2 separate regions of the Homo sapiens genome follow, and region 1 is linked to region 2. A link is a contact called in ENCODE Hi-C or POLR2A ChIA-PET data. All regions are on one chromosome and are shown on one strand. The core of a region is the stretch at or near the end of the contact, and the rest is flanking DNA. Distances in the headings are between cores, read along the strand shown.

Region 1 (3,793 bases), core at 1,294-3,793, 42 kb before region 2:
TGTGAGGACGTGAGGAGAAAGGGTGGGCACGTGCTCATACAAGTGCAAGGGCCGTGTACCCATGTCCTTGTGTGGCCACCAGGAAGGAGGCAGGCATGATACACGAGCTGGGACAGGAGTGCCCACATCTAGTCATGGAAACTTTTCAGCCTGAACAACAAGGGGGACAACCCCCGTTAACTTCACACATGGGGCTGTGAATGCTGCAGATGAATAATTCAGTTTCTTTCTGGGAGGTTGGTGACATTTTCGTTTCTGCTCTGGTTGCTTGTAAAAGAGTAACAGGGCCCTTTTTGGGCCTTGCATTCTGGAGCTGGTGGCTCAGAAACTTCTAGTTATAGAGTAACAAGACCACTGTGGGGAGGGAGCAGCATCCTTGAAGGAGGCTCCGATAATGACATCAGGCTCGTATTGGTCATCGTCATGTGCACTCCGAGGTGAATGCTTGTGACCTGGTAGCCGCCTCCCTGCTGCACACAAGGACAACTCACTGGAAACACAGTCCATGTAGGCTGCAGACCATGTTTCCATGTGCTGGGTTTGGGTAATAATTACTGTGTACTAATTGCAGTGGAAAAGTGGAGTTGGCTGTGCCTTGAGAGTGTGCACATGCAGGTGAGTGATGCTTCTGGAGCATGACCTTGTGCACACGGGGGCTGTGTGCTCCCTCGATGATGCACTGCGTATGGTCTAGACAGAAAGGTCACTCACAGAGGTCATGGGCAGCCCTCGGTACATATGGAGAGCAGTCAAGCATGTGTTCACCTGGCCTGTGAGTGTTAGCGTGTCCCAGGTGTTGTAGGTGTGGATGCCTGGGGAAAGCCGGAAGGGAAAGGCCCCAGGCAGCCCTCTGTCTAAGGTTGTGGATTCTTAGAGGTGTTCGAGGAGCCCAGAAAGAATTCCAGATTGGCAGAAAGAAAAGGCGTTTCTGAAAATGAGTCTGCATCACTACGTGGGAACTCAGAGCGGAGTGATCACCCTATTTTTTGTACAAGTCAGGGGAAATTATGTTTGTGTGTGTCATTGAGCATTTCGTGTGCCTGATCCCTTGGTGTGTGCCCCAGGAGCTGCGGCACTGTGCTACGGAAGCCCCTAGCCAGGCCAGGGCTGCAAACTGCCTGGCGTGCACCCTGTGTGGTCCTGCCCCTTCATGGTGCCTTGGACACCTCGGCTTCTCACTGTGTCACATGGTGGACCATCTCCTCAAGCCCCAGTGCTCCAGTGAGCCCACCTTCCCCCCTGCCTCCAAGAAATGCAGGAGTCACTCCTGACACCATCTCTAGACACACCTTATTCTGCAGCATCACCTTCCCATCGGCTAAAGCTGGTTTCCTCCTAAACCTGTGGACTCCATCTTCTCCTCATTCCACCTTGGACTTGGGCATAGGCAGCCTTTGAATGGAGCACTGGGGCCACCCAGGGCTCACCTGTCTTTGTACAGCTCTGTAAGTCATAGATATCCGAAGGCAATGCAAATAATCCTTGTCCCTAGACGTGCAAATGGGTTCAGCCTCCTGGAGAGACAATTGACTCCCCATGGAAAAGGCTGGTATTGTGTCCGTTGGAAATTCATGTCAATATTCTTTTACTCTGTATTATTTTTTTCTTGAGGTGAAATTCACATAACATAAAGTTAATCATATTAAAGTGAATAGTTCCATGGCAGTTAGTACATTTGCAATGTTGTGCAACCTCTAGCTCCAAGACATTTCCAGCACCCCAAAAGGAAGCCCCCTAATTATCAATCCATCATGGCCCAATCCATCCCCATTCCCCCAGCCAACTCCATGTCTTTTTGTGATTCTTTGACTTCCCCTCTGAAGGGATTGTGACACCTCCTTGGTTCTCTTGTGAGTGATGATTTAATAATGTTTTTAATGCATGGTCATTTTTTTTAAGTGACCCGTTAGCAGCCATCACCCCTGGGCTGAGTGGCCAGCAATCTCACCGGATGGATGGTGCTGGTTTCCTGGGGACTTAGGCCCCTCTTGTCTGTTCTCCGCGGGATGCACCGGACTAAGGGCTCTTTTTAAAGTGAGAATCTGGTCATGGAGGGCAAGGAGGAACATTCTGTGGGCGGATCTTCCCAGTCTTGTCTGTGGGTCTGAGCCAGCGTGAGAGGCTCTTGGGTGATATGTGGAAATGTGCCCCCTTCCTGGGCTGGTCCTCTTTGCCCCTGACAGGTTGGTCAGTGAGTATTGGTTAATTATTGTGTGCTCAGTGCTTTGTAAAGCATGCGAGATGTTTATAGCTATAGAGAGGACATGGTGTCAAAAACAGAGATGCATCCAAATAAAGCAAGCAAGCTAATATAATTTAGAGCCAGCATATGCTTGCATTAGAGATGTCACTGTGGGCTGAGCAGAGAGCAGGACCCTCGCCCTGGGGGTGCTCTCCGCACCCTCCCCCCACACCCCGTGGTAACTCAGGCTTATCCAGCCCTCTCCAGGAGGCGGGGGACCCCTGCAACCCTGCCCATTTCCTAATGGACCCAAAGAATGAGGATGTGGTTTTTGTCTAGCACTCACCTCTCTGATGGTTGACCTCTGTGACTGCCTGAGTTGCTGTCAGTTTCCCCTGGGGGTGCTTCACTCTGGGGAGACCAGTGGGTTTTGAACCCTGTCCTCAGTGTCCCTGTCCTCTTCTTTGTTCCCATGATCTTGCAGGGAGAGGACCTGTTGCTGCCCTTCCTAGCTGGGGTGTTGCACCCCACATCTGAGGGGTCTCTCCTTATTGATGAACTCCTGTCTTTTCCTGTCCAGATCCTGGGCATTGGGGAGGTGGCCAGAGGCAGCCTGGCTGCGCCCTGCTGCTGGACTTGTAATGTGTTGCCCCCCACCCCCAACTGTGGCTGCCTTGCCCCTGAGGTCCTCAGCCCCACCCCAGCTGTTTATAATCATCCGAAACCCAGGTCGGAAGGCAGGATTTCCAGCCATTCCTTTTTTCTCACAGGTAGCATCTTGGTGAAATAATTCAATTTACAATTAAGTATTTTTGTTTTACATCTTCAACATGATTAGAACAAAGTGTCCTTGGTCCCTGAGAGCGTAGTGCATCTGAGAGAAGAGAGGAAGAAACAGGCTCACAGTGCGGTTTTGTGGCAGTTTTCTTGGGGGTGGGGGAAGGTGAGTCACACTCTCCATTTTTGACTGGTGTTCTGATTCTGAAATTTAAGAAAAGCACATAGAACCCCAAAAGCACGTGTCTAAGGTGGAAAGTGGAGAAAGTGCCCCCATGACTGCAAGGGTTGAAGTTAAGCCTTTGGCTCTAGTTGGCACGATTTGGTTCTTTTTTTTTTTTTGTCTGAGACGGAGTCTTGCTCTGTCACCCAGGCTGGAGTGCAGTGGTGCAATCTCGGCTCACCGCAACCTCCACCTCCTGGGTTCAAGCAAGCCTCCTGCCTCAGCCTCCCAAGTAGCTGGGATTACAGGTGCCCGCCGCCACACCCTGCTAATTTTTATATTTTTAGTAGAGATGGGGTTTCACCATGTTGGCCAGGCTGATCTTGAACTCCTGACCTCGTGATATGCCCGCCTCAGCCTCCCAAAGTGCTGGGATTACAGGCGTGAGCCACCATGCCCGGCCCACCATTTGGTTCTTTAAACACAACATAGAGACCTTGTGTTGTGAATACACTTTGGAGACTGGTTGACGCTAATTAGTTTTGTACCTCCCCACCTCTGCTGCGAAAATGAAAAAGCAGCAGCGAAAAAGGGCTGGTCATGACCTGGATGAGAAAGAGCAAGTCTGGGACTTGATCATGAAAAGCCCCCAAGTAGCCCTGCTGAACAGA
Region 2 (4,022 bases), core at 860-3,359:
TCTGATTGGACCTTTCCGCACCTTGGTGTGGGCCGCCATTGTGGGGATAGTGCCATTTTGTTGGTTGTTTGTAACATTGTGTTTAACGTCCATGCCTTACAGTCCTCATTTGTGCAGTCTCATCTCTGGTGGTAGGGCTGTGTCTTACCCTCTCCCAGGGAAGTAGCTGTGGGGAGGAGGAGGTGCTGAGGGAGTAGTGGAGGGAGGGGAGTTGCTGAGGGAGTAGCTGGGGAAGGTGAAGTACTGAGGGAGTAGCTGAGAAAGGGGAGGTGCTGAGGGAGTAGCTGAGGGAGGAGAGGTACTGAGGGAGTAGGGAGGGAGGGGAGGTGCTGAGGAAGTAGCTGAGGGGGTGGAGGTGCTGAGGGAGTGGAGGTGCTGAGGGAGTAGCTGAGGGAAGGGAGGTACTGAGGGAGTAGTGGAGGGAGAGGAGGTGCTGAGGGAATAGCTGAGGGAGGGGAGGTGCTGAGGGAGTGGAGGTGCTGAGGGAGTAGCTGAGGGAGGGGAGGTGCTGAGGGATTAGTGGAGGGAGGGGAGGCACTGAGGGAGTAGCTGAGGGAGGGGAGGTGCTGAGGTAATAGCCGGGGGAGGTGAAGTACTGAGGGAGTAGCAGAGGGAGGGGAGGTGCTAAGGAAGTATCTGAGGGATAGGAAGGGGCAGAGGCCTGTTCTGGGTCACACAGCTGGGATGTGGCAGCATGGGAATCTGAACCAGGCAAGCTGGCCTCACAGCCGGCACTGCAGCTATCACAATATGCTTCCTCCATAGTTGGGGGAGAAACTAAGAAGCAATTAAGGTTTCTAATAGACTTGAAAGAAGCATAAAAAATGTTTGAGCTGGCCGGACACAGTGGCTCATGCCTATAATCCCAGCACTTTGAGAGGCCGAGGTGGACGGATCACCGAGGTTGGGAGTTTGAGACCAGCCTGACCAACATGGAGAAACCCTGTGTGTACGAAAAATACAAAATTAGCCAGGCATGGTGGCACATGCCTGTAATCCCAACTACTTGGGAGGCTGAGGCAGGAGAATCACTTGAACCCGGAAGGTGGAGATTGCAGTGAGCCGAGATCACGCCATTGCACTCCAGCCTGGGCAACAAGAGTGAAACTCCATCTCAATTTAAAAAAAAAAAAAAAAAGTTTGAGCTAGGTGACTTGTATTTTATAGCAAATATAGTATTACTTTGCAAAAATGACTTCAGCTCAACTAACTGAAAGTTTTAGAAGAGAGTCAAATGAAAATAAATCATGGAAGTTATGTGTGATTATTTCCCAGTTAAAGGAAGCAAACCTGTCAGCCTGATCAGTAGAAGCCCTGAGCCTCTGTTTAAGAAAGGCAAGAGAAGAACACATTGCTGACACATTGCTGACAGTCTCTAAAATGGTTATACAGGTTGTAACGACTACTAAAGATCCCAGCACTTGTGTCTTCTGTACTAACTTTATTAAGAGATTTCATCAAAATGGAGATTTTCAAGAACAGCAGACAGACATGATGGAACCATGGAATCTCCCCCGTGCCCATCTCCCAGTGCCCTCTGTGTGGTGCCTAGACCTCTGTAACATCACTGTGAACATTCCAGACAGAAAAGATTCTTGGCCGGGTACTGCTGGTGGTTAAAGAAAAATGAATTGTAAGTGGAGAGTTGGAAAGGATCGGAATGTCCCACATTATGATATTTAATTATGGAATATTGCACAGCCGTGACAGGCTGCTGAGGGCACCACGTAATAAACGGCACGGGGATGCGCACGCATGGTGCTCGGGGCAGGGACACACAGGACCTGGACGTGACCCACGCGGGCCCTCTTCCTCTACCAGCCTGTAGGCTCCAGCCTCTCTCTTGGACTTCAGGTCTCCTCTTGCATGGCTCCCAGCCTGCCTGTCCCACTTCCCATGTTACAGAGCCAGCAGGGCCCCCCAACCGTCCTGTGCGGTTGCTGTGGCCTGCCCTCCCCAAGCCAGAAAGCAGGGGCTGGGGGTCTACAGTCTATATCTGACTCTCACCTTCACCCCACACCCTCCAGTAGTGACTGTTGAGTGAATGAGTCAGAGTTTCTTAGAATGAGGAATTCACCAAAATGCCAGAAAGACCAGAACTGTATGTCATGTCTGTCTGCTGTTCTTAAAAATTTCCATTTTGATGAAATCTTCCTCTTAGTAAAGTTAGTACAGGAGACACCCGAGCTGGGATCTTACTTTAACCAGCGTTATAACCTGTGTAACCTTTTTAGAGATCGTCAGCAATGTGTTCTCTTGCCTTTCTTGAATTTTTCAAATTTTCTACAATTACTGTATTTTACTTTTGATATCAGATTTAAAATATTTTAGTTAGAAAACCACATGATTAAGGAAGGAATTCGAATAGTTCTAAAGAATCAAAATCATGAAAAATGAAGCACACTCCTTTTGCAGATCAAATTCTCTCTATAGGCATTGCTGCCAGCAGGTTCTTGATTAAATTGTGATCTCTTGAATCATCCTTCTGATGAGCCTGTGTGCACACCCACACACACACACACACGCACACACACGGTCACACACCATGTGCCTGCACAGACGGAAACATACTACTCACATTTTTGGGAACCTTACTTTTTACTGAACAGCGCCCTTTCATACAATTGCAGCTTTATTCTTTTTAACAGTTGCATAGTATTCCATCCTCTGGAATGTGCAATAATTTGTATAGAAAACGTTCTATGCTGTATCTGTGTGTACCCATGCACATAGACGCACACACACTGGTGGACTTCTGGGTGTCTTTGGAGTTTACCTATTGAATAGCCTCGTTCCAGTCATATTGCACACATGGGGTATATCCATACTGAATTCTTGGTAGAGGACTGTTGGATCAGAGATTCTGGATGTAGCTTCTTGGCAGGTGTTGCCCAGCAGGGTGCGGAAACATGTCCTCCGGGCCCTGTCTGTGTACTTTGTAGCCAGCCTTTCTCATGGGTGCCCTGCTCAGCAGAGTGTAATGGTATTGTGTTGTAATATGCATGCCTACCCCATCGAGGTGTGTGCTGCAGTGCCAATTTCAGCAGAAGGTCCCCCATTGCTCTCTGCCTCCGGAACTTCCTTACCTGCTTCTGGGCCAGGATGAGGAGATTGAGCAGAAGGGGCTCACGGCCCTCTCCCCGTCCACAGCCACAGCAGTGCTGCCTGTCACAGTGTTCCTAAGCCCTGCTTCCAGGAGTCTATGTGGACCTGGGGAAGCCCCGATCCCCCGTGTGTGCAGGAGGAGGCTGGTGGAGCCCACAGTCCCTGGCAGTAGGGGTTGTTAGATGTGCTAATAGCTGCACCCTGCTTGTTATATCTCTCTGAGTCTTCTTAGCTAGGCAGATATAACTGGCTTCATTTCACAAGTGGTAAGAATGATAGTTAATGCCTCCCAGTGCTTAAACAGCATCGGGCACCTAGGAAAGCACTAGGAAGCATTAACTGATTAGTCATGGATCCTCATAACCAAATGAGACAGGCAGTATTAGTATGCCCACTTTTTGGATAAGGAAACAGAGGCCCAGAGAGGCTCAGTAACTTCCCTCAGGAACACACAACTTGGAGAAGCCAGGACTGGAACCCAGGTTCCTCTGATTGCAGAGCCCCTTGCTCTTGCTTCATCCCACTTGTCTTCTCTGTGTGCTGAAGAACACCAGGTCCCTGCTTAGGGAGTACGCCCAGAAGGCGAGGTCATGTCTGCAGGATGGAGGCCAGATGAAGGCGCTGCCAGTGGCTCTGTCCTTCTGCCATCAGCGACCACTAAATACCTGTTCGCAAGGCCTGGGCGTTGGAGCCCCACACTCTCCTGCACTAGAGGGGGTGCACCAGGAGAGGATGTGAAGGCCATGAGAGGGAAATGCTTCTCTCTCCTAATTAATTTCATTGCTTTTTGATGAACAGGCCATTGGATTCTTTTTACCTGTGCTGTCAGGAGTTGGGAGATATGAGTTAAAACAGCATGATGAGTAATTACATGAGAAGTGTGGGTTTGCATTTTTAAGCCAGGTAACTCATAACTG

What was found. A loop is a pair of places that touch in the nucleus more often than their neighbours do. ChIA-PET counts read pairs that join two places held with the same protein, here RNA polymerase II (POLR2A). Pooled maps may share reads with other maps.
Region 1: a loop to region 2 is called in a map of naive thymus-derived CD4-positive, alpha-beta T cell, with 4 times the contacts of the local background. The contact joins two enhancer-like sites. A Hi-C loop is called at or near these places in 8 of 168 maps with a recorded cell type or tissue (CD4-positive, alpha-beta T cell, CD4-positive, alpha-beta memory T cell, CD8-positive, alpha-beta T cell and 4 more), 35 of 37 single-sample maps with no recorded cell type and 17 of 50 pooled maps. POLR2A ChIA-PET finds 5 or more read pairs at or near these places in 23 of 52 experiments (B cell, CD4-positive, alpha-beta T cell, CD4-positive, alpha-beta memory T cell and 16 more).

Annotation. Positions count from the first base shown.
Region 1 is chr9:89,463,446-89,467,238 of GRCh38, reverse strand. All of the region lies in intron 1 of SEMA4D (semaphorin 4D), which reads left to right. Among named protein-coding and RNA genes, the nearest start is that of SEMA4D, 33 kb to the left of the region's middle. RefSeq lists enhancers at 202-897, 898-1,594, 2,783-2,842 and a silencer at 3,353-3,422. Within about 2 kb of position 2,543, at least 8 of the 41 ENCODE cell types and tissues checked have a DNase peak (open chromatin) inside an H3K27ac peak, as active enhancers do; they include CD4-positive, alpha-beta T cell and CD8-positive, alpha-beta T cell, where a contact is called at or near this core.
Region 2 is chr9:89,420,303-89,424,324 of GRCh38, reverse strand. The region is part of intron 2 of SEMA4D (semaphorin 4D); the gene reads left to right. Among named protein-coding and RNA genes, the nearest start is that of SEMA4D, 76 kb to the left of the region's middle. RefSeq lists an enhancer at 3,586-3,735. Within about 2 kb of position 2,109, at least 6 of the 41 ENCODE cell types and tissues checked have a DNase peak (open chromatin) inside an H3K27ac peak, as active enhancers do; they include CD4-positive, alpha-beta T cell and CD8-positive, alpha-beta T cell, where a contact is called at or near this core.